2 separate regions of the Homo sapiens genome follow, and region 2 is linked to region 1. A link is an interaction called in ENCODE POLR2A ChIA-PET data of the cell type or tissue named here. Cell type or tissue: endothelial cell of umbilical vein. All regions are shown on one strand. Links, peaks and the distances in the headings refer to the core of each region. The heading gives the core; the rest is flanking DNA.

Region 1 (16,467 bases), core at 5,452-13,451:
GAAAACTCCAAGAACATGCATTTGCTCCTCCCACCATCTGCAGAGATTTCCATAACAATGGCAAACACTTAATAACATTCACCATTGGAGAAATTTAAACACCGGATGTTTGAAGACAACCAGAGATGATTGTTAAAAATTGGTGGGGAAGGGGTGTTCAATAATAGTATTGTGATTGCATTTTTTAAAAGTATGCATCTTAGAGACATATAATGATATATATGAGGATGAAATGATGTCTTTGGAATTTGCTTCAAAATAAACCATGGTGTGTGGGGACAGGGAATTGGGAGGAATATATATGAAACCAGATGGGAAATTAGTTCATAATTGTTGAAGCTGGGTAATGTGTTCATGGTAAAAACTTTCTGCAGGGCATTTAGTGATATGAATCAATAGACTTTAAAAAATATGTATAAAACTTTGGTGGCCAGCCGCAGTGGCTCAGGCCTGTAATCCCAGCACTTTGGGAGGCTGAGGCGGGTGGATCATTTGAAGTCAGGAGTTCGAGACCAGGCTGACCAACATGGTGAAACCCCGTCTCTACTAAAAATACAAAAATTAGCCGGGCGTGGTGGTGCATGCCTGTAGTCCCAACTACTCAGGAGGCTGAGGCAGGAGAATCGCTTCGACCCAGGAGGCGGAGGCTGCAGTGAGCCGAGATCATGACACTGCACTCCAGCCTGGGTGACAGAGTGAGACTCCATCTCAAAACAACAACAACAACAAAAACTCTTTGACTTGGGAATTTCTGTTCTAGAAATTTATCTTAAGGGAAAAATCAGAGAAGGGCAGAAAGCTCTATGTACAAGAATGTTCATCTCAGCATTGTTTATTTTTAGATGTTTATTACCCACGTGTCCTATAAGAAAAAAAGAAGTGTTACTTCAGCAAAATGAAAAAGGAATCTAAGATAGATGAGGACAGGAGATACAAACAAAACAAAACAGTCACAAGTTAAGGGTGAAAACAGTGCAGAAGGTCAATTTCCTCTATTTTGAGTGCACTTCAGTGGAAAAGGTTGAGAATCATTCTGAGTACTGGGGAAGAAGAATGTTCTCTCTAGCTCATCTGAACCAAATAGTTTGTACTCTTTCCTTCAGATGGCTCTTTAGTTAAATATCCTGATGACCTCCTCAAGGCTTATTCCTGTTCCTTGAGTTTGCTGACCCTAGTTTTGAACTTCTTCAGACTCCCTTGGAAAGAGCTGCTGTTTCTGCTGGTGTGTTTAACTTTTAAGCAAAATTGAAAAATTATAGAAAAGGTGCTGGGCGTGGTGGCTCATGCCTGTAATCTGAGCACTTCTGGAGGCTGAGGGAGGAGGATTGCTTGAGCTCAGGAGTTTGAGACCAGCCTTGGCAACATGGTAAAACCCCATCTCTACAAATAATACAAAAATTAGCGGGGTGTGGTGGTGCGTGCCTGTGGTTCCAGCTACTCGGGAGGCTGAGGTGGAAGGATGGCTTGAGCCCAGGTAGTTGAGGCTGTAGTGAGCCACAATCATGCCACTGCACTCCAGGCTGGGTGACAGTGCAAGACACTGTCTCAATCAATCAATCAATCAATAAAATAAAATTTTAGAAAGAAAATTATAGAAAAGTTGCAAGAAAAGCACAAATAATTCCTGTATATCCTTCACGAAGGTTCACCAACTTGTGACATTTTGCCCCATTTGCTTTATCTTTTCGTATATACACACACATTTTTTTCCTGAACCAGTTAAATTGTAGACATGACACTTCATTACTCCTAAATACTTCAGTATGCATTTTCTAAGAATAAGGATATTCTCTTATATAACTACAGTACAATGATTAGAATCAGGAAACTAACATTGACACAATATTATGTAATATTCAATTCATATTTACATTTAGCCAATAGTCCCCAAAATGTCCTTCAGAGCAAGGGTTCCCCCGACCCCGAATTGGCATCCAATTCAGGATGAAGCATTACTTTTAGTTGTCATGTGTCTTTAGTCACCTTTAGTCTGGAACAGTTCCTCAGCCTTTCTTTGTTTCTCAGGACATTTTTTTTTTTTTTTTGAGGAGTACAGGCCAGTCGTTCTGTGGAACATCTTTCCATCTGGGAGTCTCGGCTATTTCTTGGTGATTAGATCAGCACTATTTGCAACAACAAAATGGCAACCATAAAACCTGGAAACAACTGTCCAATGATAGGGAAATGGTTAAGTAAACTATGATACATCCACAAAATGGACTATTATGCGGCCAATAAGAATGACAGAGTATACTGACCTGGTAAGATACTTCCAATTTTTAAGTGAAAAAAGTAGATTATAACTTAATAGGTATGAACCTATTTTTTGTAGAAATGTCTGAAAGATTTTACAAAACATACAATTGTGGCCTACGGGTACTAGAATTATGGGATATTTAAAATTTTTATTTTTACTTATCTGTATAATTTATGTGTAATAAACATCAATTCACCTGTTAATAGTAAAAAAAAAATACACTTAAAATGAGGCTAGCTTCTTGATTTTATATGTGAAGGATCACGGTGTGGAAAAGGGAATACAAATTACTTTTCTGTTAAAAAAAAAAGAATAAAAACGACTTACTATTACGAACCAGCTAATTTCACTTACAATCACTTTATCTTCTATATTCCTTAAGACAATGCAGTCGTTTAAGGGATATCACCCCCATTTTGACAGACGGGGTGGTGGCTGAGGCTGAGAGAAGGGGAATGGTACCTTGCTTAGAGTTATCAGTTATGAGTGGCCAATCTAGTTTTCAAACCCAGGTCTTTCAGACTATAAAACCCTTATTTTTCTCCACCTCACATTGCTCCTGTGTAGCCTCCTGAAAGGCAGGGCTAGGAGAATCAACAGGTGGAAGTTACAAGAAGTTGATTTTTTTTTTTGAGACAGGGTCTTGCTCTGTTGTCCAGGCTGGAGTGCAGTGGCGTGATCATGGCTTATTGCAGCCTTGACCTCCTGGGCTTAAGCGATTGTCCCGCCTCAGCCTCCCCAGTAGATGAGACTACAGGCACGTGCTGCCATTCTCGACTAATTTTTTCTTTTTTTGAGATAGGGTCTCACTTTGTTTTCCAGGCTGGAATGCAGTGGCATGGTCTCAGCTTACTGCAGCCTCACTCCTGGGCTTAAACAATCCTCCCACCTCAGCCTCCCGAGTAGCTGGGGCCGCAGGTGCATGCCACCATGCCTTGCTAATTTTTGTATTTCTTGTAGAGACATGGTTTTGCCATGTTGCCCAGGCTAATTTTTTAATTTTTTGTAGAGATGAGGCCTCACTATGTTGCCCATGTTGGTCTCAAATTCCTGGGCTCAAATGATCCTCCTGCCTCAGCCTCCCAAAGTGCTGGGATGACAGGCATAAGGAGGCGATTTTTTGAACAGCAGAATTGAAGAATTGTGAAATGGGCTGAACTCTCTGTACCTAGAAATGTTGCAGTAGAAGGCAGATGTCATTGAGGGATGTGGCAGAAAGGGCTCCTGGAGAAGAATGGCAGCACCATTTTTCAGCTGTCTGCTGCCTGACTCCATCTGGATATGGGGCTTGGAATCTTGACTAAAATTCTCCATATTTTGGTCTCACAACCTTTCATCTGGTGATTTTCACAGTTTCATAAGAAGGTATGTGTTTCAACTGTTCTTTTCTTGACTAGACAAGAATTACATATGTCTACATATGTACACAAATGCATTTTGGTTTCCCAATGCACCTCGAGCTTTGAGTTGTCTCTGCCATGTGGCATTTTTCATAAGCAAATTGGTTAATCACCTCCATTACCCCTGGATATTACTGGCCCCAACCTCCCACTTTTCTCAATTCTCTTCTACCCTTTCACCTCCCTGTATAGTTCACCCCACCCTTCATCTAGACATTTTACCTTTGCCAAGGAAATAGCAGAATTTATGTAGATTCCTATTAAATCTCTGCGAGCAGGGAAGCAGGTGGGTAGATAGTTCAGGGAGGGTCCCAGCCAGTGAACTTTGCAACGTTGGTTTTATTATTAAATGTGTTACTTCTATTCTTGGGTCACCTGCAAGAGCAGATTAGCAGAGGACCAAACGACAGCACTTGGATTGTCAGCGACATCAAGTAGAGTCAAGATGTAAGATAACTGGCTGGGCGCAGTAGCTCATGCCTGTAAACCCAGCACTTTGGGAGGCTGAGGTGAGAGGATTGCTTGAGCTCAAGAGTTTGAGACCAGTCTGGGCAACATACCAGAACCTCATCTCTACAAAAATTAAAAAAAAAAAAAAAAAAAGCAGGCTGGGCGCGGTGGCTCACGCCTGTAATCTCAGCACTTTGGGAGGCTGAGGTGGGAGGATCACAAGGTCAGGGGTTCAAGACTAGCCTGGCCAATATGGTGAAACCTCGCCTCTACTAAAAATACAAAAATTAGCCAGGTGTGGTGGCACGCGCCTGTAATCCCAGCTACTCAGGAGGCTGAGGCAGGAGAATCACTTGAACCCAGGACGTAGAGGTTGCAGTGAGCCAAGATCACACCATTACACTCCAGCCTGGACGACAAGAGCGAGACTCTGTCTCGAAAAAAAAAAGGGCTAGGCGTGGTGATACATGCCTGTAGTCCTAGCTACTTGGGAGGCTGAATCAGGAGGATTGCTTGAGCCCAGGAAGTTAAGACTGCAGTGAGCTGTGATTGTACACTGCACTCCAGCCTGGGTGACAAAGCAAAACCCTGTCTCAAAAAAAAAAAAAAAGAACTGGAAAAACACCTACTGGTTTTCGCAACAGTCATTGGTAAACTTTGCTGGGGCAGTTTTTGTGTAGTTGAGAGAAGTGAAGGTGGGGAGACAGAAGTGAGTGCAGTGGGTTGATGAACAAATAATAAAAATAGAGAAATGGAGATATCAAGTGGTAACTTGACTTTCAAGAAAATTATATGAGGAGAGAAATGGGAATTATATGAGAAGAGGAGAAAAGCTAGACTTGGGAACACAGGTACAAGGGCCAGTGTATTGGGGGATGGGAGAGTCTTGGGTCTATGCTCACTCCGTTAATCCTCACAAGTCTATGAGTGAAATATGATTTCTATCTGCATTTTATTTATTTAGAGTTATTTATTTATTATTTTGAGCTCTGTCGCCCAGGTTGCAGTGTTGCAGCATCCGCCTCCCTGGTTCAAGCAATTCTCCTGCCTCTGCCTCCCGAGTAGCTGGGATAACAGGCACTCACCACCACGTCTGGCTAATTTTTGTATTTTTAGTAGAGACAGGGTTTCACCACGTTGCCCTGGCTAGTCTCAAACTCCTGACCTCAAGTGATCCGCCCACCTCAGCCTCCCAAAGTGCTGGGATTACAGGCGTGAGCCACCGCACCTGGCCCCCTGAATTATTTAAGGAAATCTCAGCTATCCCACCACTTTACAATAAGTATTTCAGTATGTATATCTAAAAGATACACTCTTATTTCTAGTGTTTTCCTCATGATCTTTAAAATCTCTACTACATCTATAGTAATGTTCTGTTTTATTTTTAATATTGTTTATGCCTTATTTCCTTTTTAAACTTTAAATTTTGATGTAAGGTCAAACTTACAGAAATGTTGCAACAATAGTACAAAGAATTCCTGAATACCCTTTGCTCAGATTCACCAGTTTTAAAAAATCTTGTCCCACTTGCTTTATCATTTGCCTTCTCGCTCTGTCTCTCTACCGGTATGTGTCTGTATATATATATTTTCAGAACCGTTTGTAAATTGGAGCTATTGTTCTCCTTGACCTGTGAGTATTTCAGTGTGTATTTTCTAACAAAGACATTCTTTTACACACCAGAGAACAATCAGAAAATTTAGCCTTGATGTTACTACTGTACTCCAATCTTGACAACTGTTTCAATACCATCCTTTATAGTTACTTTTTTCACAGTCCAGGATCACACATTAAATTGTCTCCTGAATCAGGAAGAGTTCCCCAGACTTTGCCTTTCATGACATTGGCATTTTTGACGCATATAGGCCAGTTGTTTTGTAGAATGTCCCTCAATTTGGGTTTGTCTGATGCTTCCCCACGAACAGACTCAGGTTATGCATTTTTGGAGGACTACCACAGAAATTATATTTGTTCTCAGAGCAGCATAGCAGGAGGTAAATAGCATCATTTTTTTCCCATTATTGTTGATGTTCTTTCATTATCCATTTACAGTGGTGTCTTGCCATTGTAAAATTACTACTTTCCACTTTGTAATTAACAACTTGTGGCTTAGTTTGGGGGTAAGTATCCTATTCCTCATCGAGCCTTCACCCACTACTTTTAGCACCCATTGATGACTCTTGCCCAAATCAGTTATTACTACGATTACATGTGTGAGCCACCGTGCCTTGCCTCTATCTGCATTTTAAAGATGAGATCATGGAAGTGGAGAGAGGCTTAATAAATTAAGCAAGCTTCCATGGAATTTGAATCCGGGCCACCAAAATCTAGAGTCTGCACGCTTATGTTTGTAATAGTTTCTAGGTACTATAATGGGAAAGACAAGTAGGTAAAAAGGACAGAAGACTGATGTGGAGAACCTGAGACCAAATGCCAAATGTCTGCGGTGGCATCAGTCTGCATTGTTGTGGTTTTCTTTAGCAGGTCATCTTCCCCAGATATAAGAGTGGGGTGAATTCTAGGCATGGGGAGGTAAAATGAGAGAAGTGGAAAGGTGAGGTCAGTAGTATCAAGAAGTAATTAATGGACGGCTGGGTGCGGTGGCTCACGTCTGTAATCCCAGCACTTTGGGAGGCCGAGGCGGGTGGATCACCTGAGGTCAGGAGTTTGAGACCAGCCTGGCCAACATGGTGAAATCCTGCCTCGACTAAAAATACAAAATTAGCTGGGCGTGGTGGTGCACGCCTGTAATCTCAGCTACTCGGGAGGCTGAGGGAGGAGAATGGTTTGAACCTGGGAGGTGGAGGTTGCAGTGAGCTGAGATGGCACCATTGCACTGCAGCCTCGGCAACAAGAGTGAGACGCCGTCTCAAAAAAAAAAAAAAAAAAAAAAGTAGAAACCACACTAGCTTATCAGCAATAAGAATGGAGAGGATGGATCCAAAAGGCAGAGTGGTAGATTTTGTGGAACTTAGCAAGTGGATGTGGAAATCCAAGTAGACCAATTGTAACCCTACTGACTGATGGTGTCATTAACAAATAGATAAAATTCAGCTCAGGACAACTTAGTTTGGGACTCACATTTGGGTAGCCACCAGATTGGGTAGACATGTCCAGAAGAAGTGTTGAGACTTAGCCTGAAGCTGCAGTGAGTGGAAGATGATCATGTGGAACACACAGGTGGCACCTGTAAGCAGATCGTGGTGATAGGGAAGAATAATCCAAGATGGCAAAGACCAGAACCAGGTGACACTTATGTTAGGGGTAGGGAGAAGAGTCAGAAAAGGAGTGGTCTTGAAGGGGTGGTACAGATACGGGAACTAAGGAAAGAGAGTTTCCCGGAAGGCATCAAAGGAAAAAAAGAATAAAGTTGTGACTGAAGTTTTGCATCAATCTTTCTAGGAAGTGGCCTATAAACTGTAGGGTGCATTTCCAAGTTCCATGCAATGGTGTGTCCCCAGTTATTAAATGCTCCAAAGACCACAGTAAAAGCTGCCTAAAGTTTTTCTCTCCTACCCTGCCTCTTTGCTAAGCAACATACGTTTTCTTTAATGCTTTTTTCCCCCCCTGCATCCCCAGCACACTGGCTAGCTGCCCTAAGCTGTTTGGGCACATGGAATAGGTTGAAGCGCTTAATAACAATTCTTCTAAGGGACGTCCAGAAAGAATGTTGTATTTAAGGATAATGCCAAAATACCAGCTCTTTGATCTGGAACTTTCAGAAACTGCTTATCTTTTGTGCTTGCTCTCTAACCAGGAACATATGAGAACAGGGTCCAAATAATTATTGCTTCCTGGTAATACTAAATCAATACTAAATATAGAGCATAAGCCTATTGGGCTTAAGGATCAGGAACGTTTGAAAATAAGCCTTTGTGTTAAATTGTCTGGCTAGCCTCTGAAATAAAAATAACAGCAGTCTCCATGATTGCTACAGTTCTAAGTTACAAACCTTTTTCAATAAAATTGTTGCTTGGCTAATGTTATAAATACTAATTAGCGACAAATGTGATTTTGAGAATTTTAAAACTAATTTTCATGTAGCATTAATTCATCCTTCACTACATTCAATTTATTCTTTATTTTAAAACTTCCATGCTGACTGACCAGCATAATTCAGTACCCATGTTATTTTTACCAATTTATTTTCAGACATGCAGGTGACTGTTGCTTGAAATTGCTAAATGACAAAAATAATAGCTCATTTTTGGCAAATGAGCTGAAAGTATCTTGACAATTTTTCTGATTAGGCTTAGATTTTATTCATAAAAGGACAAAACAACTACTTGAAGTGAAAACTTCAGATGACTTCATCTTGTTTCATGTAACTGACCATTTGTTAGGCACAGTCATAATTTTGGGAATAAGAACCATCATATGACAGATAAAGGTCATAGGAGTTCTTCAACAAAACAGTACACAGCCCCTTCAGGTGTCCTGAACTGAGCTACATATGACTCTGGACACCGGGCAGGTCCATCTGGAAACAACAGACAGTGATGAGCAATCTATTACTTTTCAGAAAGCAGGAAGGGAAGTGATTCACCAGCTACTGCTGTTAATACATACGAAATAAACCTTTCAATTTAGCCTTTTCACAAATGAAATGTAGTGCCCCATTTCTCAATGATGATTCATATGTCACTTTCAGATACAGTCTATATGGGTTTTACAATACAATCAAACCCCATAGAATTTTCTGGAGTGTGTGTGTTTTTTCTTAAAGGCACCACACTTAAAAGCACTCTTCTGGAATGGAGAAGTGGGCAAGCTTAATCCCTGGAATGGATGGGTAATTTTTTTTTTTTTTTTGAGGTAGAGTCTTGCTCTGTTGCCCAGGCTGGAATGCCGTGGAGCCAACACGGCTCACTGCAACTGTGACTTCCCAGGCTTAAGCGATCCTCCCACCTCAGCCTCCTGAACAGCTGGGACTACAAGCGCATGCCACCACGTGTGGCTATTTTTTCTGGTTTTTTTTTTTTTTTTTTTTGTAGAGATGGGGTTCTCACTATGTTGCCCAGGCTGGTCTTGAACTCCTGGGCAATCCTCCTGCCTCAGCCTCCCAAAGTGCTGGGATTACAGATGTGAGCCAAAAATGGACGGCTGGCAATTTTTATCAAAACTTTAAATGTACATACCCTTGACTTAGCAGTTCTACTTCTGGAAGTTTATCCTAAGAAATTACTTGCATAAAGGATATATGTAAGGCTGGAGAGAACAATTTCAGTTCATCCATATACTGAAATACCATGGAGCTATTTAAAAAAAAAAATTGAGAAATCTAGAGGTACTGACACCTTGTAATGTTGTTCAAGTAAAAAAGACGAGGTGCAGAACTGTATGTATGATTCTATTTATGGTAAAAATATTCTATTTTTTATGCATGATTCTATTTATGTTATGCATGATTCTGTTTATGTAAAAAAAGTGTTTATGTTATATATGTACAGAAGCATTTAGAAGAATATGTATCAAATACTTCTAGGGAGTAGACTTGTACAGAAGGGGGGGTTTTCACATTTTGCTTTATATACCTTTGTATTTTAATTTTGTAAAATGGCTACATAGCACTTTAAAAATTGAGATAAAATTAATATAAAATCCACTCTTGCCGGATGTGGTGGCTCACGACTGTAATCCCAGCACTTTGGGAGGCCGAGGCAGGTGGATCACCTGAGGTCGGGAGTTCGAGACCAGCCTGACCAACATGGAGAAACCCCCGTCTCTACTAAAAAAAATAGAAAATTCGCCGGGCACGTAATCCCAGCTGCCTGTAATCCCAGCTACCTGGGAGGCTGAGGTAGGAGAATCGCTTGAACCCGGGAGGCAGAGGTTGTGGTGAGCGGAGAGATCGGGCCATTGCACTCCAGCCTGGGCAACAAGAGCGAAACTCCATCTCAAAAATAAATAAATAAATAAATAAATAAATCCACTCTTTTAAAGGGTATAATTTATGATTTTTAGTATATTCACAAAGTCGTGCAACCATCAACCAGTACCTAATTCCAGACATTTCACCACCCCCAAAAAGAAACAGTATAACCAATAAAAGTCATTTCTCATTCCCCCATGTTTGCAGTCCCTGGGAGCCATTAATCTGTATTCCATCTCTATGGATTTGCCTCTCTGAACAATTCGTATAAATGGAATCATACAATATGTGACCTCTGTGCCTGGCTTCTTAGCATAATGTTTTCAAGGCTCATACACACTGGCATATGTATCAGTAATTCATTCCTTTTTATGACCATATATTACTTTAATACAAAATCTGTAAACAGGTCTGATTTTTAAAACACTCAGAAACAACTTACCCTTCTGTACCAATTACTTTATAGAAACTCAACAACAACTCTAAATCCAGTCTCATATAAAAGCATAGTTTCTGTCTCCCAATTCCTAATACTGTCTTCAATATCTAGTTTCTCAGGTTCCATTTAAAAGGCTACCCTCTCAAACAGTACTCTTGTTTTCATTGGAATATTATCGTTCACACAGTAGAGCTAGCTAGCTCTTTGCCCAGCTACATTTTATTTTCCCTATCTCCTCACCACTGCCCCACAACCAGCATAAAAACCCACTTACAGCCACTGAGAGGTATAGGCAAAGGTATAATTTGGATGTTTACGGATCTGCTGTCTTTTGACGAGGATGCAGGTCTGGTTGACTGACTTCAGTACACTGACCGTATGTAGAGCATGTCTGCTATCGTGTAACACTTTCCAAATGCCACCATTAACTTGTACAGTAATTGGTTATTTTATAGTTTTCATCTTCTGAATAAAAATCACAAATACATTTTTGCTTTACATCATTAATATTCAGTTACCTCACTATCTGAACAAGGCAGTATTATGTAACATTGGTTGATGTATAAAGTACCATTTTGCCTACACAACTGAGGACTTAGTCTAATATGTAAATGTAAAAGGGATTGGGTTTTTCTCTTAAAAAGATAAACTAGCCATCTGCTGGCCATAGAATTTTCCTAAGAAATTCTACCAGGTCCATCCTTTGGAGTAACCTTAGCAATTGCTGGTGACTGCAGCTGGAAAAAAAAACAAAAACAAAAACCAGCTTAAATAGTTTCAATTAGCTAAAGAATAGCACATAACTCCCCATCTCCATATTTTTATGGCAATTAAAATGAGACTTTAAAAATTGGTGGCAATTAAAATGAGACTTAATAATGGATTTTAAACACACACAGGCACATATGTGCCAGGCACTACTAGGTAACATTTGCAGTGAAGTACACTATCCTATGTTCCGGAGTTAATTAGAACATGTTACTTGATTTTTTACCCCACTCTGCAGGTTAGGAATTGTGTGTATGGAATGAGCATATCCTACTAATTACAACTTGATTTCTGCCCTGGATGTGACAAACCTCAATATATGAGCACTGTACTAGAAGCACACTGTCCATGGTAATGGGAGTACATTTAAAGATATAAGGTAAAATCCCTTTATGACAAGGATATTAATCCTGCACCCATATTGCCAATCTGATAAATAGTACTAGGAGTTTTGGTTTATTTTCAAAATAACCTTCTAACTAGGTTTCAGAGGATCTGATTTAAACGATGGGCATCTGAACCATGTAATAAAAAAACCAAGATGTAATGCAGTTCGATTGTACTTACAAGATTGCAGTTTCTCTCCATGATAAAACTTTTATATTGTGAAACTTTGAACTGAATTCAAATTCACACTTTTTTTCCTCCCATACTTGTTTAATGAAAAGTTATTAAGGCATTTTACTCTGAAATAAAGCAAGACTAAAAGGAACACAATACTATTGCTGTTATCAAATAAGCTTCAGTATACACTTTCACAAAAAAGACAAACAAATATGAAAGTCATAAGTCATTTATTGAATGAATAGTATATGCAAGAATACCAATAAAAGGAAACTAATACTACAAACTACAATTTTGAAAATAAAGCCAATATAACAGGAACAAAATATACATAACATGAGAGGAATGTTTGATTTTTGACCCATAATGCATTCCTTATCTTTACAATTAACCTAAATGTCTGTTAGAACAAAACTGTATACCTTGGTCTAACTTCAGCGCTTTTTTTAAAAAAGCAACAACACTCTAGAACACTTTTTCTTTTGCTTTGAGATATTTGAGATTCACACATTTGTTCAAGTACACAGATTCTGATTCAATAGCAGATCTACAGATCTTGTTATCTCTTAATATCTTGAGTAGCATGTACTTCTGAGCAAGTACTATCTGAAATTCTAAAACTGCTGATTCTTGAAATAAAATTTACTTCAGTTGTGGGTTTTTAATAACTTGAGATGAAAGTAAAATTCACCCCCTGCCCCCCTCCCCCAGGAACAAAGAGCTCTTCTTAAAAGTATAGAAACTCAAGTCTATCTTTCTACTCTAAAGAACATTTCCTACTAACATTTCTGGTAAGGCAATAAATGCTCCAGAATAATCTTCAATATACGCTTGCAAAGATTACACTGTTTAATATCAATAACAAAAAACAAAACAAAAAAAGAAAAAAGAAAGAAAAAAGACGCTTCAAAATTTCAGGCTAAAATATGCATAAAAGACAGTAACGGCAGTATTTTTTGAAATGATGTAAATGTTATATACTTATCAAATAATGTCATGCTTATTAAAACTACAGTTAAGGACTTAAGAGATGTACAGTAAATACACTGCTGAGGTCCATTTTTCTAAATATTAATACCACAATGTAATTACTACCCAGAAGATGATGATGCTACTTGGGAACATAAGTACTGTACAATTTTTACATTGTAAGGCACTTTTACTCAGCATGTGACGAAAACATGATTAGAGAATCAAAACATTGGAGGTTTACAACCAAACATGATTTTTCATGTGAATTCAATTTACATTTGAATTTTTAATGCGAGATTGTTTAGCCAATCACACCACAGTGAGAAAAACAGGTAGTCAGCCACTTATCTAGCCAACCAAAAGGTAAAGTGCTATTCTGGTTGCTAGTGGCAGAAAAAGGGCTGAAGAAACCCATACAAAGTCATACATTTTACTACATAACAAATTCATCAACTGACAGCTATAGTATTTGAACTCCTTTATATAATTATTGACTGGCCATGATTACCCCCGGCACCTTCCATTTTTCCTAAAAAAAAAATGATTACAGTAGTTGTCCAAAAATGAAGGAGCTCTGTTGTCCCATGGGTAAGTCTATGGCACACAATGTAAAAAATGATCTAGACACAGTGATTTAAGGATTTTAAAATAATGATTTTCAAGCTGTTGTAAGGAAAGAAAGTACAGATCCTTTGGGAGAAGTCACATAGCTTGGTAAACAAACATCTAGATCTGTCCTTGCACTTCAAGTCATGAATTTTGAAAATCACATACACACAAAAACCCAATGGCATATTAAGAGCAAAAAGAGAAAACATACAGGGCAACCCACTACTAAAGCTAGTTTCCTTCTAAAAATAGTAAAAGATGGTTAAAATAAAAGCAAGCATTGAGTCCCTTGATTTAAGTAAATGTGTGAATACACACTTGACAAACGTGATCTTAAGGGACTCGCAGTTTAAAAAAAAATCAGTCATTAAGCACAGTGTAATTTTCCACCTGTTACATTTTTAAAATGCTGCTCTATCAGCTGCAGAATATCTCAATGTACAGTCAAGTTAACATTATTATTTCTTATTTAAAAATCTGCTTTATTGTGGTGGCTTAATAATTCAACTAGTCAAAATCCCTCCCCTTGGTACTGAGGTGCTATGGTAGTATCAGGCAGACCACAACTAAAGTTATTTGGTTTTGCCATAAAGAAATGCATAAATGTGCTTCAGCAGGTAAGTGGAAGAAAATATCACTACCTAGAAATGCCAGTGTGAAAATCCTTTCTAAAAAGCTGGGTTCTTAGGCTTTCAAAAACAATTCTGACAATCGATAAAACACCACCAAGCCCTACAAGAAGAAAAGTAGGGCACAAAAGCCTATTTTATAGATAACCAAAGCAATGACTGAAAACATTAAAATATTAAATAAAGTTTCTAAAATAGTGGTCACAAAAGTAAAAATAAATACTGTTTTATGCAAAGACTTTTTTACTCCTACAGCACATGAGACCTCCTTACGTACTGTGCGCCAATATGTGAAGTGTTCCACACAACAGGGCACTTGAGAGGAACAGGTTTCGGACATGGTGTCTGAAGTCCTTAGCAAGCGGTAACCCTTTCTTTACATCTTAAAAACGTTTAATTTGCTGTTGCCAAATGTTAGTTTAAACTTGAAGGACTCAATCATTTTGCCAGAAGTCCTTTGTATAACATGGAAAGAGAGGAGGTGTGCTGTCAAGAGAATTTTGGCAAAAGCACTGGAGCTCATAGCTTATCATTACCAGTTGCCTGAGTCCATGCTGGTCAGTGAGAACAACTTTAACAGGAACCAAATGAAAAGCTTTAGCATACTTCTTGGAAGAGATTTTTAGCATGTGCTGTCAAAGTCAAGAGAAAAAGAAGGTTCTCTTCATTTCTAGCCTCCATTACTTGAGTATGAAAAAAAAATCCACAAATTACCATGTGCTGCCACCAGTGGCATGTTTGCATTGTAAAGGAAAATTTGCTTATGCTTTCCTTTGAGTATGGATCCACTAAACAAACTTAAATGCTCTAAACAGCAGAGCTTTGTTCAGTCCAGAAATATAGCTTACTTCGTTTCGTCTGCTTTAACTGTTGACACTATACACAGGGTTAATAGTGTTTCAATTGCTTCCCAGAAACTGCAAACTATAGCTACGTAATATCAACATGTCAAACTCAGCCTTCTAGTGAGGGCTCATAAAACAAACAAGACATTTTTAGGCAGTTCAATGAAGGATCTAAGAGTTGGGCAGTAAAAAGTTACAAACCCTTTTTGATTTTAGAAAACAGTGAAAAAAGAATAGTAGTTATGGATGTCTTATTCATTCCCAGTTTTCTAACTCTGTCCCATGAACCTGTTTAAAAGATGATAAAAAAATGTAAAATATGATGCTTGAGGGGAACACAATCAATATAATGTTATTGAGGAGTGTGAATATCTTATTGATTTGACATTACAACTACACTTATTGATAAAGCAGATAGCTTGTTTTTATGGTTACAAAATCAGCTAGTTAAAAAACAACTACTATGCAAGCCTACAAAATCCTCAGCATTTTAGTAACATGCTCTTAACTAAACATAATAGGATTAAAAAAAATCTTACTGCATACCATTACTTCAACATGTATATATCAGTGTGTATTGTATCCTGACAACAGATCCCATATAATTAACTTTCATACCTAGTTTCCATTAAGTTGCTGCTGAGTTAGTTGTTGCTGATCAATTTCTACTTTTCCTCGGCTTTTACTCTCTCGTTCCTCATCTTCTTCATCTCTCTCATCATTTCCACTATGATTTTTACAGTATAGTCTACAATGATGAAAGACAAAAATCTCAAAATGCTTTGTCACTGCTGATGAACATTCCTGCCAACATTAGTGGATGAGGCTAGTGCCCATTTAAAACATGGGTTTCCTCATCCACACTTTAAAAAATACTCCCCAATTAGTTACAGACCCATTTTTATCTAACAGATAGGAAAACACACTATTATTGAGATAATAAAAGTTCATCTGAAACAAAATCTCTGGTTTAGGATGACAGTTATCATAAGGCAATTCCTCATTTTGCCCAATGAGATTAAAAGCAAAGTTTTGGCCAACTTAAAAATACCAACCTTCAGGTATATTGATGAAATAATCAAATTCTATAAATTTGTTTCATATATTTAATTTAAAATCACATTTCAGGAAATATATATTCTATCTATACTGCTGCCTTCTGCTCACATTTGATGAAACAATTTTACTCAAACTCTTCAAATGGTTTTTCATTATTAGCATCCTAGCCTTCACTGGAATACCTACATGAGCCATCCAACAGTTTTCCGGCACTGCATTTGGCTATGTCTCTTTTAATCTAGACTGGTCCTTCCAACTTCTTGTTTTTACACAACACTGACTTTTTAGGATGAGATTAGACCAGACAGTCTGTCAACTGTAGCAAATTCTGGACTTGTCTAATTGTGGTACTGTTTTATTTGGTTCTCTCTCGCCCTGTATTTCCTATACACTGGGAATAAGGTCTAAAGGCTTGGTTAGCTTCAGGTTCAGCTTTTCTTTTTCAGTCAAGACACTCTGTAGGTAATCCTGCATATTTCAGGAGGCATCTAATTTCAAAATGTCCTGCTACTGGGTGACACTATGTTTGATCATTTGGTTAAAGTAGTGGTGATGACCAGCTATCTCCATTGTAAAGGTAGGTTTTCCCCTTTAAATCTGGAA
Region 2 (16,467 bases), core at 4,413-12,412, 400 kb before region 1:
CCCAATCACATTTTTTACAGAAACAGAAAAACCCATCTGAAAATTCATATGGAATATTAAAGGACCCCAAATAGCCAAAGCAGTCTTTGAAAAGATGCACAAAGCTGGAGGATTCATACTTTCTGATTTCAAAACTTCCTACAAAACTACATAGTCAAAACAGTGTAGTTCTGGCATAAGAACAGATGCATACCAGCACTTTGTGAGGCCGAGGCAGGCGAATCACCTGAGGTTGGGAGTTCGAGACCAGTCTGGCCAACATGGTGAAACCTCTTCTCTACCAAAAATACAAAATGTAGCCAAGTGTGGTAGCATACACCTGTAATCCCAGCTACTCAGGAGGCTGAGGCACAAGAATTGCTTGAATCCTGGAGGCAAAGGTTGCAGTGAGCTGAAATTGCACTACTGTACTCCAGCCTGAATGACAGAGAGCAACACTCTGTCTCAAAAAAAAAAAAAAAAAAAAAAGAACATGCATATAGCAATGGAACAGAATAGAGCGCACAGAAATAAGCCTTCAAGCCGGGCGCGGTGGCTCACGCCTGTAATCCCAGCACTTTGGGCGGCCGAGGTGGGCGGATCACGAGGTCAGGAGATTGAGACCATCCTGGCTAACATGGTGAAACCCCGTCTCTACTAAAAGTACAAAAAATTAGTTGGGCGTGGTGGCAGGGGCATGTAGTCCCAGCTACTCGGGAGGCTGAGGCAGGAGAATTGCGTGAACCCGGGAGGCGGAGCTTGCAGTGAGCCGAGATCACGCCACTGCACTTTAGCCTGGGCGACAGAGCGAGACTCCGTCTCAAAAAAAAAAAAAAAAAAAAAAAGAAATAAGCCTTTACATAATACATGATCAAATGGTTTTCAACAGTGATGCCAGGACCATTCAATGGGGAAAGGACAATCTTTTCAACAAATGATGTTTAGAAAACTGGAGCTCTACATGCAAAAGAATGAAGTTGAACCCCCTTTTTTTTTTTTACCCTATGCAGAAATTCACTCGAAATGAATTAAAGACTTTAACTTAAAAGATAAAACTCTAAATCTCTTAGAAGATAACATAAGGTTAAATCTTCATGACACTGGATTTCACAATGATTTCTTGGATATGATACCAAAGGCACAGGCAACAAGAGAAAAAAAACAGATAAACTGGTCTTCATCAAAATTAAAAAACTTTTTTTTTTTTCTGAGATGGCGTGTCACTCTGTTGGCCAGGCTAGAGTGCAATGGTGTGATCTCGGCTCCTGCAACCTCTGCCTCCTGGGTTCAAGCGATTCTCCTGTCTCAGCCTCCTGAGTAGCTTGGATTACAGGCGCATGCCACCAGGCCCGGCTAATTTTTGTATTTTTAGTAGAGATGGGGCTTCACGTGTTGGTCAGGCTGGTCTTGAACTCCTGACCTTGTGATCCGCCCGTCTTGGCCTCCCAAAGTGCTGGGATTACAGGTGTGAGCCATGGCGCCCGGCCAAATTAATGCTTTTTTTTTTTTGAGACGGAGTTTTGCTCCTGTTGCCCAGGCTGGAGTGCAATGGCGCAATCTCAGCTCACTGCAACCTCTGCCTCCCGGATTCAAGCAATTCTCCTGCCTCAGCCTCCTGAGCAGCTGGGATTACAGGCACCCGCCACCACACCCAGCTAATTTTTGTATGTTTAGCAGAGATGGGGTTTCACCGTGTTGGCCAGGCTGGTTTCAAACTCCTGACCTCAGGTGATCCACCTGCCTCAGCCTCCCAAAGTGCTGGGATTACAGGCGTGAGCCACTGTGCCCGGACTTTTTTTTGAGACGGAGTCTCGCTCTGTTGCCTAGGCTGGAATGCAGTGGCGCGATCTCGGCTCACTGCAAGCTCCACCTCCCAGGTTCACACCATTCTCCCGATTCAGCCTCCTGAGTAGCTGGGACTACAGGTGCCCACCACCACGCCCAGCTAATTTTTTGTATTTTTAGTAGAGACGGGGTTTCACCATGTTAGACAGGATGGTCTCGATCTCCTGACCTCGTGATCCACCCACCTCGGCCTCCCAAAGTGCTAGGATTACAGGTGTGAGCCACCGCGCCCAGAGAAATTAAAAAAACTTTTGTGCATCAAATGACACTATCAAGAGAGTGAAAAGACAACTGGATAATTGGAGAAGATATCTGCAAATCATATATCTGAAAAGGAATGAATATCCAAAATATATACAGAACTCCTACCACACAGTGACAACAAAAACCAACCCAATTAAAATATGAGTAAAGAGACTGAATGTTTCTCCAAAGAATACATACAAATGACCAAAAAGCACATGAAAAGATGCTCAACATCATTTGTCATTATGGAAATGCAAACCAAAACCACAATGAGATGCCACTTTACCCCCATTAGGATAGTTTTTTTGTTGTTGCTTTTATATATTTTTTGAGACAGGATCTCACTCTGTCACACAGGCTGGAGTGCAGTGGTGCAATCTCAGCTCACTGAAACCTCTGCCTCCCAGGTTTAAGTGATTCTCATGTCTCAGCTTCCTAAGTAACTGGGATTTTATTTTTTTATTTATTTTTATTTTTATTTTTTTTTGGTGACAGAATCTCACTCTGTTGCCCAGGCTGGAGAGCAGTGACACGATCTCGGCTCAGTACAACCTCTGCCTCCCAGGTTCAAGCGATTCTCCTGCCTCAGACTCCCGAGTAGCTGGAATTACAGGTGCATGCCACCACACCCAGTTAATTTTTGCATTTTTAGTAGAGATGGGGTTTCACCATGTTGGCCAGCTGGTCTCAAACTCTTGACCTCAGATGATCTACCCACCTCTGCTTCCCAAAGTGCTGGGATTACAGGCGTGAGCCACTGCACCCAGCCAAATTTTTAAATTTTCTAAAAACATCGTTTCATCCTTATCTCATCCTTTTTTATATTTCTACTTTATATATATTCTATGATTCACATAATAGCACAGTGGTATATGTCCAAAATGTATAAGTAAATGCAGTGTACCTATGTTGGAGGCATGTACTCAAACATTTTCTCCTGATGTGATGTGTGATCAAAAGAGTTTAAAGATTTTCGTCTATAGTATAAATAATACATGTTTGGGGTAGTCCATAATAGAAGAGTGGTGTGAGTTGTGCGAAAGAATTAAAATTTGGCCACGCACAGTGGCTTATGCCTGTAATCCCAGCACTTTGGGAAGCCAAGGCAGGAGGAATCCTTGAGCTCACGAGTTCGAGATCAGCCTGGGTAACAACAAGACCTCATCTCTACTAAAAGAAAAAAAAAAATTAGCCGGGCACATGTGGTACACATGTCAGTAGACCTAGCTACTCAGGAGGCTGAAGTGGGAGGATCTTTTGAGCCTGGGAGATTGAAGCTGCAGTGAGCCACAATTGTGCCACTGCACTCCAGCCTGGCAACAATATGAGACCCTGTCTCAATAAATAAATAAATACATAAATAAATATTTGACCTAGTCCTTCAAAGATGTATAAAATATGAACAAGCAGTGAGTAGAGGGAAGGGTATTCCAAGCAGAAGAACCCATATGAACAAAAGTTTAGGAGAGGGAAAAAAATACAACAGATTTGGAGATAGTGAGACTACCTTGGCTGAAACTGAGTTTGTGCTACAAAGTAATGAGAGAGAAAACAGGAGAGGTAAGACAGGGCCAGTTTTACAGGTTCTTAAATAATCAAACAGTTTGAATTTAAAGAATTTGGGCAGAATCACGTCATTGTCAGGACCCCGGCTTTGGAGACAAACAGAACTGAGTCAAATCCCAGCTCTATAACCTACTACCTGTGCAAACTTAGGCAGGTGACGTCACCTGAGCGTCAGTTTCTTCATCCATATGAAGATGACGATAAGAATGAGGATGATGAGGTGGCTGTACAGTTCTCATCACACTGCCTGGCAAACAGTTCAGTGCTTAACACATATTAGCTATTTTTATTATTATTCAATAGGTAATGGGAAGCCATTGTGACATTTTGTATGGGGGGAAGAAAGTGAAAATGATGTTTTTTTTGTTTTGTTTTTGTTTTTTGTTTTTTTTTTTATTGATCATTCTTGCGTGTTTCTCGCAGAGGGGGATTTGGCAGGGTCTCAGGACAATAGTGGAGGGAAGGTCAGCAGATAAACAAGTGAACAAAGGTCTCTGGTTTTCCTAGGCAGAGGACCCTGCGGCCTTCCGCAGTGTTTGTGTCCCTGGGTACTTGAGAATAGGGAGTGGTGATGACTCTTAACGAGCACGCTGCCTTCAAGCATCTGTTTAACAAAGCACATCTTGCACCGCCCTTAATCCATTTAACCCTGAGTGGACACAGCACATGTTTCAGAGAGCACAGGGTTGGGGGTAAGGTCACAGATCTACAGGATCCCAAGGCAGAAGAATTCTTAGTACAGAACAAAATGAAAAGTCTCCCATGTCTACTTCTTTCTACACAGACACGGCAACCATCCGATTTCTCAATCTTTTCCCCACCTTTCCCCCCTTTCTATTCCACAAAACCGCCATTGTCATCATGGCCCGTTCTCAATGAGCTGTTGGGTACACCTCCCAGACGGGGCGGCTGGCCGGGCAGAGGGGCTCCTCACTTCCCAGTAGGGGCGGCCGGGCAGAGGCGCCCCTCACCTCCCGGACGAGGCGGCTGGCCGGGCGGGGGGCTGACCCCCCCACCTCCCTCCCGGACGGGGCGGCTGGCCGGGCGGGGGACTGACCCCCCCACCTCCCTCCTGGATGGGGCGGATGGCCGGGCAGAGGGGCTCCTCACTTCCCAGTAGGGGCGGCTGGGCAGAGGCACCCCTCACCTCCCGGATGGGGCGGCTGGCCTGGCGGGGGCTGACCCCCACCTCCCTCCCGGACGGGGTGGCTGCCGGGCAGAGACGCTCCTCACTTCCCAGACGGTGTGGCTGCCGGGCGGAGGGGCTCCTCACTTCTCAGACGGGGCGGCTGCTGGGCGGAGGGGCTCCTCACTTCTCAGACGGGGCGGTTGCCAGGCGGAGGGTCTCCTCACTTCTCAGACGGGGCGGCCGGGCAGAGATGCTCCTCACCTCCCAGACGGGGTCGCGGCCGGGCAGAGGCGCTCCTCACATCCCAGACGGGGCAGCGGGGCAGAGACGCTCCTCACTTCCTAGATGGGATGGCGGCCGGGAAGAGGCGCTCCTCACTTCCTAGATGGGATGGCGGCCGGGCAGAGACGCTCCTCACTTTCCAGACTGGGCAGCCAGGCAGAGGGGCTCCTCACCTCCCAGACGATGGGCGGCCAGGCAGAGATGCTCCTCACTTCCCAGACGGGGTGGCGGCCGGGCAGAGGCTGCAATCTCGGCACTTTGGGAGGCCAAGGCAGGCGGCTGGGAGGTGGAGGTTGTAGCGAGCCGAGATCACGCCACTGCACTCCAGCCTGGGCACCATTGAGCACTGAGTGAACCAGACTCCGTCTGCAATCCCGGCACCTCGGGAGGCCGAGGCTGGCAGATCACTTGCGGTTAGGAGCTGGAGACCAGCCCGGCCAACACAGCGAAACCCCGTCTCCACCAAAAAAATACGAAAACCAGTCAGGTGTGGCTGCGCGCGCCTGCAATCGCAGGCACTCGGCAGGCTGAGGCAGGAGAATCAGGCAGGGAGGTTGCAGTGAGCCGAGATGGCAGCAGTACAGTCCAGCTTCCGCTCGGCATCAGAGGGAGACTGTGGAAAGAGAGGGAGAGGGAGACCGTGGGGAGAGGGAGGGGGAGGGGGGAGGGGGGGAGGGGGGAGGGGGAGGGGGAGAGGGAGAGGGAGGAAAATGATGTTTTTTAAAAAAAAAAAATTTGGCCAGGCACAGTGGCTTGTGCCTGTAATCCCAGCACTTTGGGAGGCCGAGGTGGTTGGATCACGAGGTCAGGAGATCGAGACCATCCTGGCTAACACGGTGAAACCCCGTCTCTACTAAAATTAGCTGGGCGTGGTGGCAGGTGCCTGTAGTCCCAGCTACACGGGAGGCTGAGGCAGGAGAATGGCGTGAACCCAGAAGGCAGAGGTTGCAGTGAGCCGAGATTGCGCCACTGCACTCCAGCCTGGGCGACAGAGCGAGACTCTGTTCCAAAAAAAAAAAACATTTATCTTGGTCTTCATTGTGGAAGTTGGATAAACTGGGAGAAACAGAAAATCTACTGGGATATTATTTCAGTAATCTAGACCCATGGGACAGAAGAAGGAAGCAGCAGTGACAACAAAGAGGATATTGTCAAGGAAGAATTAGTAGGATTAGAAGCCTAATTGGATACAGTAGAAAAATAAGGAAGAACTGAAGAAAAATCAAGAGCTTTGAGTCTTAAACCTGTGACTATTTTGATACCATACAATGAGGTATCAAATCGAGAGCTTTGAGTCTTAAAACTGTGACTATTTTGATACCACACAATGAGGTACAGAAAATGAGGGAATTGGAAAAGGTAATTTAAGAAGATAATTAGTCTTTTAAAAGCAATGGAATAACAGTAAATTCAGCAAAATGTAATTGTTAGTATAGTTCTTCAATTTAATATTATATAGATAGTCTCCTCTAGTGTGAAACTCAAAGTATTTTGTAGTTCATTCGGTCAACAAGTACAGAGCAGGTAGTTTTGTGAAACTGAGATAGAATTCTGCTTAATATTCCTCCCACTGAAAGTTGGAGCATTAGCTAAAATCAGCTATTGAAGGTTGTTAGGAGAAGAGTGTTGACTCTTTTTCATTTATGTCTTGCCTATTTCCAAAATGGATTTGAGATGGTTTATAATAAAATAAGATTATTAAAATAAGTATAAAAGGTCAACAGCCATGCATTATAACTGTAAGAAGCAGAGTACAGTATACTAGAAACCTAGTTTAAGGAGAATTGTTATACTTGGATGTTAAAGTTAGCTTTCCATTTTTCAGGATACATGGTAAAAATGGGAACTGTAAGTTACCAACTTTTGCTCTCCGAGGAGACTACATCTGAAAGATTTTAGTTACTGAGTGCCTGCACAGTACCCAATAAAGGCTTGTTGAAAGAATGAAACAATCTGTAAACTAAAATCAAATTTAAATTTTTTTTTTTTGGAGAAGGAGTCTTACTTTGTCACACCAGCTGGAGTGAGTGCAGTGGTACAATCTCAGCTCACTGCAACCTCTGGTTCCCGGGTTCAAGCGATTCTCCTGCCTCAGCCTCCCGAGTAGCTGGGATTACAGGCATGCCTCACCAGGTCTGGCTAATTTTTATATTTTTAGTAGAGATGGGGTTTCTTCACGTTGGTCAGGCTGGTCTCGAACTCCTGACCTCAGGTGATCCACCCGCCTCGGCCTTCCAAAGTGCTGGGATTACAGGCGTGAGCCACCGTGCCCGGCCAGCAAATTAAAAAAAAAATTTTTTTAAAGACGGAGTCTTCTTATGTTGCCCAGGCTGGTCTTGAACTCCTGGCCTCAAGTGATCCTCCTGCTTTGGCCTCTCAAGTCACTGGAATTACAGGCACGAACCACCACGCCCAGCTCAATTTCTTCTTATTGATTTTTACTTAAGACACTACAGAGAAAGTTAAGTTGTTACTGGGTGCCAATGACTCATATCCTGTTTAACAAATCAGGAATTAAATATAAAGCTATATAACAAAAAACTGTGAGCAGACTGTTATGGGTTGAATTGTGTCCCCTCAAATTCCTGTGTTGAAGTCCTAATCCCCAGTGCCTCAGGATGTGACCTTATTTAGAGACAGAATATATTCAGAAGCAAGCAGATTAGGATGAGGTCATTAGGGTGGGCCCTAATCCAATATGACCGCTGTCCTTCATGAAAAGGAGAAACTTAGAAACAAACACATGTACACGGAGAACACTATGTGAACATGAAGATAGCCATCAACAAGCCAAGGGCAGAGGCCTGGAGCAGATCCTCCCTCACAGTTCTCAGAAGGAATCAACCCTACTGACACCTTTATCTCAGACTTCTAGCCCTAAGAAATGTGAAACAATATATTTCTGTTGTTTAAGCCGCCCAGTTTGTGATACTTTGCAATGGCAGCCTGAGCAAATATACAAACTGTTTCTGCATGGCACTAATTTATGTTTAGAGCTTTGGGAAACAGGGAACTACAGACTGAATGCATTCGGATCTTTTGGAATACAAGCTCAATTTTTATTAGGGGCCACACGTGGTGGCTCATGCCTGTAATGCCAGTACTTTGGGAGCCTGAGGCAGGAGTACCACTTGAGGCCAGGATTTCAGGACCAGCCTGGGCATCACAGGGAGACGTCATCTCTCCAAAAATTTAAAAAAATGGCCAGGCGTAGTGGCTCATGCCTGTAATCCCAGCACTTTGGGATGCCGAGGCGGGTGGATCACCTGAGGTCAGGAGTTCTAGACCAGTCGGACCAATATGGTGAAACCCCGTCTCTACTAAAAATACAAAAGTTAGCCAGGTGTGGTGGTGGGTGCCTGTAGTCCCAGCTACTCGGGAGGCTGAGACAGGAGAATTGCTTGAACTCGGGAGGCGAAGGTTGCAGTGAGCCGAGATCATGCCACTGCACTCCAGCCTAGGCAACAGAGCGAGACTCCGTCTCAGAAATAAATAAATTAATTAAATAAAATAAAAAAATTATCCAGGCATAGTGGTGTGCACCTGTAGTCCTAGCTAGTTGGGAGGCTGAGGCAAGAGGATCACTTTAGCCCAGAAGGTTGAGGCTGCAGTGAGCTATGATCATGCCACTACACTCCAGCCTGGGCAACACAGCAAGAACCTGTCTGAAAAATAAATAAATAAAATAAAATTTTTATTAGAAAGGAAAATTACACAAAATAATTCCTATGTAGGAATAATAACTGTGTTTAGAAAATTAACTTCTAGCTTGATGTCTCAGTCTCTTTAATACTTAGAAAACAGCTAACAACAACAGTTGAGAAGAAATTGTCCATTACCTGCTTAATAGGAAAGGTGTAACATAAACCAAATATTGGCCCAGAACCTAACATTGACTTGGAGCTGTGTGTTCATTTAAAATTAAAAGCAAATTTCATCATACTATTTTACAGGAGGCCAGGCGCGGTAGCTCATGCCTGTAATCCCAGCACTTCGAGAGGCCAAGATGGGCGGATCACCTGAGGTCAGGAGTTTGAGACCAACATGGTGAAACCCCCTCTCTACCATGGCCAACATGATGAAACCCCCTCTCTACTTAAAAAAAAAAAAATTTAGCTGGGTGGGGTGGTGGGCGCCTGTAATCCCAGCTACTCGGGAGGCTGAGGTTACAGAATCGCTTGAACCAGGGAGGCAGACGTTGCAGTGAGCCGAGATCGTGCCACTGCACTCCAGCCTGGGCGACAGAGTAAGACTCCGTCTAAATAAATAAATAAATAAAAATTAAAAAAACTATTTAACAGGAAATAGAGGATAAAACAACATAGTAACACCACATGGAAGCAAAATCAGAATGTGGGACATTTTACAGGACAAATGGACTCCCTGGTTTCTTCAATAAATAAGAGGCATGGAACAAAAAACAGGCAGAAAATGCTGTTTTACAGCATGGTGCTGGTACCAAAACAGAGATATAGACCAATGGAACAGAACAGAGACCTCAGAAATAACACCACACATATACAACCATCTGCTCTTCAACAAACCTGACAAAAATAAGCAATGGGGAAAGGATTTCCTATTCAATAAATGGTGCTGGGAAAACTGGCTAGCCATATGCAGAAAACTGAAACTGGACCCCTTCCTTATACTTTATACAAAAATTAACTCAAGATGGATTAAAGATTTAAATGTAAAACCCAAAACCATAAAAACCCTAGAAGAAAACCTAGGCAATACCATTCAGGACATAGGCATGGGCAAAGACTTCATGATGAAAATGCCAAAAGCAATTCTAACAAAAGCAAAAATTGACAAATAGGATCTAATTAAACTAAAGAACTTCTGCACAGCAAAAGAAATTATCATCAGCGTGAACAGGCAACCTACAGCATAGGAGATAAGTTTTGCAATCTACCCATCTGACAAAGGTCTAATATCCAGAATCTACAAGGAACTGAAACAAGAAAAAACAAACAACCCCATCAAAAAGTGGGCAAAAGATATGAACAGACACTTCTCAAAAGAAGACATTTATGTGGCCAACAAACATACGAAAAAAAGCTCAACATCACTGATCATTAGAGAAATGCAAATCAAAACCACAGTGACATACCATCTCATGCCAGTCAGAATGGCGATGACTAAAAACTCAAGAAACAATAGATGCTGGCAAGGCTGTGGAGAAATAGGAACGCTTTTACATTGTTGGTGGGAATGTAAATTAGTTCAACCACTGTGGAAGACGGTGTGGCGATTCCTCAAGGATCTAGAACCAGAAATATCATTTGACCCAGAAATCCCATTACTGAGTATATACCCAAAGGAATATAATTCATTTTACCATAAAGACACATGCACACGCATGTTTACTGCAGTACTATTTACAATAGCAAAGACATGGAACCAACCTGAATGCCCATCAATGATAGACAGGATAAAGAAAATCTGGTACATATACACCATGGAATACTATGCAGTCATAAAAAGGAATGAGATCATGTCCTTTGCAGGGACATGAATGAAGCTGGAAGCCATCATCCTCAGCAAACTAACACAGGAACGGAAAACCAAACAATGCATGTCCTCACTCCTAAGTGGGAGTTGAACAATGAGAACACATGGACACAGGGAGGGGAACAACACACATCAGGGCCTGTTGCGGGGTGGGTGGTGAGGGGAGGGAACCTAGATGACAGATCAATAGGTGCAGCAAACCACCATGGAACACGTATACCTATGTGACAAACCTGCACATTCTGCCCATGTATCCTGGAACATAAATAAAATAAAATAAAAATGCTGTTTTAAATAAAAGAGATCTAAGAGATATATATCAACTAAATGTCATATTTGGATTGTGTTTGGATCAGTTAAAAAATGCATTTTTAAGAATTAGGAAAAATATAACATGGATTTAGATGACATTAAGGAATAAGGTAATTTGTTATGCATAATGATGGCATTGTGATTATGGAGAAAAAAAGTCCTTCTCATACCCATAAACTTGGGTAAAAAGATATGTCAGAAATTTAAAGCACTCTCTCCCACCCCTAAAAGAGAAGCAGATCGATGAAAAAGGATGTACAAAATGTGGATAATTGTTAAAGCTGGGTGTTAGGTACATGAAGATTCTATATTCCATGTTTTAAATTTTCCATTTAAAAAGATTTTTTTTAATGCAGTACTCTTGGCATTATGCATAATTACTTACAGTCATCCCTTGGTATATGTGGGGAATTGGTTCCAGCACCCCCCCACTGCAATACCAAAATCCACACATCCTCAAGTCCACAGTGGGCCTTCTGGAACCCGAGGATACAAAAAGTCACCCATACGTATAGGAGGGTTTCACATCACACGCCATTCAAATCCATGTTGTTCAAGTTTGGAGGTTCCTCAAAAAATGAAAAATAGAGTTACCATATGATCCAGCAATCTCACTCCAAGGTATATCACCCACCAAAAAGGAAATCAGCATATAGAAGAGATATCTACATTCCCATGTTTATTGCAGCACTGTTTACAATACCTAAGATTTGGAAGCAGCCTAAGTGTTCATCAACAGATGAATGGATAAAGAAAATGTGATACATATAAACAGTGGAGTACTATTCAGCCATAAAAAGAATGAGATCCAGGCTGGGCACGGTGGCTCACGCCTGTAATCCCAGAATTTTGGGAGGCTGAGGCAGGCAGGATCACCTGAGGTCAGGAGTTCGAGACCAGCCTGGGCAACATGGCGAAACCCTGTCTCTACAAAAAATACAAAAATTAGCCTGTCGTGGTGGCGTGGGCCTATAAACCTAGCTACTCAGCAGGCTGAGGCAGGAAAATCACTTGAACCTGGGAGGCAGAGGTTGCAGTGAGCTGAGATGGCGCCACTGTACTCCAGCCTGGGTGATAGAGCAAGACTGTCTCAAAAAAAAAAAAAAAAAAAAAAAAAAAGGGATCCAGTCGTTTGTAGCAACATGGATGAAACTGGAGGTCATTATGTTAAGTGAAATAAGCCAGGCACAGAAAGACAAACATCGCATGTTCTAACTTATCTTCTTTTTTCTTTTTTTTGAGACGGAGTCTCTCTCTGTCACCCAGGCTGGAGTGCAGTGGCGCGATCTCGGCTCACTGCAACCTCCGCCTCCCAGGTTCAAGTGATTCTTTAGCCTCAGCCTCCTGAGTAGCTGAGATTACAGGCACCCACCACGCACGGCTAATTTTTGTATTTTTGGTAGAGACGGGGTTTCACCATGTTGGCCAGACTGGTCTCGAACTCCTGACCTCAAGTGATCTGCCCACCTCAGCCTCCCAAAGTGCCGGGAATACAGGCGTGAGCCACTGCGCCCAGCCTCATGTTCTTGCTTATTTGTGGGAGGTAAAAATTAAAACACTTGAACTCATGGAGATAGAGATTAGAAGGATGGTTACCAGAGGCTGGGAAGGGTAAATGAGGGGTGGCGAGGAAGTGGGATGGTTAATGGGTACAAAAATATAGTTAGAAAGAACAAATAAGACTCAGTATTTGCTAGCACAACAGGGTGACTATAGTCAATAATAATTTAATTATACATTTAAAAATAACTAAAAGGATAATTGAATTGTTTGTAACACAAAGGATAAATGCTTGAAGGGATGGATACTCCATTTACCCTGATGTGATTATTACATGTTGCATACCTATATCAAAGTATCTCATGTACCCCATGGCACCTGTAAAAATTAAATTAATTACTTTTTAAAAACCCAGGTTGTTGAAGGGTCAGTTGTAATTCTTTTCATCCTCAAAACGATTCTATGAGATAGCCAATATTATTCCCCCCATTTTGAAAAATCAATGCCCTTATTAATGTTGTTAAAGTGAAAGTTCAGAAGGTAATGGGGAGAGAACCAGACATTTCTGTTTTGCACTTAAAAGGTTAAGTTTAATAGGGACAAAGAAGTCAGTCAAAGAATGCATGTAAAGAAATATGCAACTTATGCCAGGCACAGTGGCTCACCCCTGTAATCCCAGCACTTTGGGAGGCTGAGGTGAGCAGATCACTTGAGGTCAGGAGTTCGAAACCAGCCTGACCAACATGGTGAAACCCTATCTCTACTAAAAATACAAAAAAATTAGCCGGGTGTGGTGGCACGCACCTGTGATCTCAGCTACTTGGGAGGCTGAGGCAGGAGAATCCCTTGAACCCAGGAGGTGGAGGTTGTAGTGAGCTGAGACAGCACCACTGCACTCCCGCCTGGGTGACAGAGTGAGACTCCATCTCAAAAACAAAGAAAAAAAAAAAAGAAATATGCAACTTAAGATATCTATCAGACCATTAAACTGCTGAAAATAAGTCTTAATTTTCCATTCAATCAGTATCCAGATTGAAAATTAATGTTTTTCTCTTTTCCCATCTCATTCATTTTCTACTTATATTTCATTTTTAAATATTTATAATACATATTATGTTACTATGGAAATAAACTGCATTAAACTTATATTCCTAACCAGTGTAAATTAGGATTTATATCAAGCTTCACCAGCAAATAGCAACACATAACCCATTTTCAAATATTTGGTTTAATTTAGGAGAAGCAAAGAAACATATTGCACAGATAAACACGAGGTCACTTTACTCCTTTGAACTTGTTTCATTCCTTAAGAATTTCTAAAATAGCTACATACAAAGACAGGAGTAAAAGCAAGTTTTACCCACTAAAAAGTAAAAAAAACAGCCTGGCACGGTGGCTCACGCCTGTAATCCCTGCAATTTGGGAGGCCGAGGTAGGCAGATCACCTGAGGTCAGGAGTTCAAGACCAGCCTGGACAACATGATGAAACCCCGTCTCTACTAAAAATACAAAAATTAGCCGGGCGTGGTGGCAGGCGTCTGTAATCCCAGCTACTTGGGAGGCTTAGGCAGGAGAATCGCTTGAACCTGGGAGGTGGAGGTTGCAGTGAACCAAGATGGAGCCACTGCACTCCAGTCTGGGCAACAGAGCGAAACTCTGTCTCAAAAAAAAAAAAAAAAAAAAAAAAAGGAAAAAAACCATTTTTACCATACTTTCTTGCTAGTGGATAAGCTGACCTTAGGGAAGCCATGCCACAGGGGTGAAAGGGAGAGAGGGAAAAGAAGCAAGAGTTGGAGGACTAATAACTAGGATTACAAGATGGTATTATGGGCTTTGTGCACTGAAACAGGGAAAGGGGAGCTGGAAAATAATCCAGTAATCTGGGGCCAAATCTTGGCTCTGACATTCACCAACTCTGGAGATTGGGTAAATTGCTAAATTTCTCCCCTTTTTAGTTTCTGACCTTATAAAGTTGTTGTAAGATAAAATGAGACCACAAATGTAAAGTACCTGTTAGTACTAAGTGAATAATAAGTTAAGCCTCTCTTGGGGGAAAAAATGTCTGCTTGTAGCTGGGTCAAAGAAAAAAATACCACCTGTGGGGTAGTGGTGATTTGATCTTTTGAGTTCTGTGGCTAATCCTTGGATAATTAAAAGGTTGAATTCTGTATTATGCTTGTGCTATTAAGCATGCATGTGCACATGAGTGCACACCCACCCACCCACATACACCCTCCCAACCACATACACAAACACAAACACACAAACACAGAGACGTGCATGCGTGCACATGGGCACAAAATATAAACCAGTGAGGTACAATGTGTCCCTGAACTCAGATCACTAAGAACAAAACAATAGCATGAAGGCCATTTTATCTGTCAAAAAAACTCATCTGAGGGTTAAAAAAATAATAACTACAGTTATTATGAAGCTGAAAATTAATTTTTATGTGTAGCATTCCACTTTCAGATCCCTGGAAGAAAGAAGCTAGACTCAAGGTATAAGAGTATGCAGTATTTCTAGAAATTATTAATTAATTAAAATAGCTAATAAGCCAAAAAAAGTGCTTCTTAGTTTTGTTTTTTTTTTGAAGAAATCATTCCTAGAAATAAAAACTTAATATTACACGTGACCTCACTTAGAATTACTGAAACATAGGTATTTTCACAAAGAAAAATAAAATTTACTTTTTTAAATGAACAGCTGTCAGTTTGGAAAGTCTTCTTACCTGTTTGATTTGATGAAGGCGGCTGATGGAACCATGAAAGGGAGGAGGTGGCAACAACTGAAATTTAAAATATAGAAGTCAAGCTTGCTTTAATGTTTGTGATTAATTACATCTCAACATTAAGTCAATGTTGAATTACCTAAAATATTTATTTAGTGTCTTATGCATGCCAGCAACAGTATCAGTTAGGTTCAAAGTTAAAAAAAGATCCAACTGGATCTTGACTGAAAATTATACTAATCAAAAATCAACACTTTCCAAAACAGAACAAAATAACTGTTATCATAATAAATACAGAGCAGAACATCAATAGAGGATTTTGTTTGTCTCTACCTTTTCTTTCCTAAGGCACTAGATCTTAAAATTGCCTCATTTTTCTTGCCAGTTTTAGCCCATCATTAAAGCTTAGGTAGAGGTATTACCCAGAACAAAAAGCTGAAACAGTCATTGAATCAGTAGCTAGCTTGCCAAGCATACTGCCCAAAAATCATAAACAGAATAACTACATCAAATATCCTGGAATCTAGCTGGGAAACCAAACTTTCATAATATGAAATGACTCTAAGGTAATCACTTTCAAGTCATTTAGCACATTTTACTCTTGGTTGCTAAGATACTTCTTGTCTAGGTCCTTTCTCTTTTTCGGGGCTACTTTTTCCTTTTCAGTCTTTTCTCAAAGCTTATGAGGACCCACACAAGAGGGGAATGAAAGAATGGAGGGATTTAAAGCTAAGTGTGAAAATGAGGCTTGAAAATTACCTTCAGAATTCATCTGTAAACTCTTTCTGTACCGTGGTTATTTCTTAAAATGCCAGATAATGTGTTTACCATATCTTAGTTTCAAATTCTATCTTAAGAGCACATTGAGTTGTACATTCAAAATATTGAATGAGGCCGGGCGCGGTAGCTCATGCCTGTATTCCCAGCACTTTGGGAGGCCAAGGCAGGCAGATCACTTGAGGCCAGGAGTTCAAGACCAGCCTGGCCAACATGGTGAAACCCCATCTCTACTAAAAATACAAAAATTAGCCATGCGTGGTGGCATGTGCCTCTGATCCCAGCTACTTGGGATTTTTAAGAAAAATAAAAGACCTGGAGGCCAGGCACGGGAGGCTCATGCCTATTATTCCGGCACTTTGAGAGGATCACTTGAGGCCAGGAGTTCAAGACCAGCCTAAGCAAGATGGCAAACACCCACCTTTACAAATATACATATATATATATATATATATATAGAGAGAGAGAGAGAGAGAGAGAGAGAGAGAGAGAGAGCACTGAGCTAGACTCTGAAGATCGAAAGATAAATAAGACATTTTCCTGTCCTTGAGCAAGTCAAAGTCTAAGTCTAGTTAGCAGAAACTAG

The links. Peaks named below come from ENCODE experiments on the same cell type or tissue, not always from the same donor. Only the 100,000 strongest peaks of a DNase experiment are listed, where the experiment ranks them.
Region 2: POLR2A ChIA-PET joins it to region 1 with 5 read pairs; 1 of 35 experiments calls an interaction of 5 or more read pairs at or near these places.

The regions. Positions count from the first base shown.
Region 1 is chrX:134,424,287-134,440,753 of GRCh38, reverse strand. PHF6 (PHD finger protein 6) reads right to left here. Exons shown (of 11, transcript NM_001015877.2): 10 at 15,424-15,553; 11 at 11,964-15,093. The coding sequence ends at 15,424. Among named protein-coding and RNA genes, the nearest start is that of HPRT1, 28 kb to the left of the region's middle. In endothelial cell of umbilical vein, for the core only: no CTCF peak of the experiment used is centred there; a DNase peak (open chromatin) is centred at 8,633; H3K27ac peaks cover 646 bases.
Region 2 is chrX:134,827,920-134,844,386 of GRCh38, reverse strand. It overlaps PABIR3 (PABIR family member 3), which reads right to left. Exons shown (of 11, transcript NM_001388447.1): 4 at 15,105-15,161. Among named protein-coding and RNA genes, the nearest start is that of PABIR3, 29 kb to the right of the region's middle. RefSeq lists a silencer at 12,103-12,317. In endothelial cell of umbilical vein, for the core only: no CTCF peak of the experiment used is centred there; no DNase peak of the experiment used is centred there; H3K27ac peaks cover 969 bases.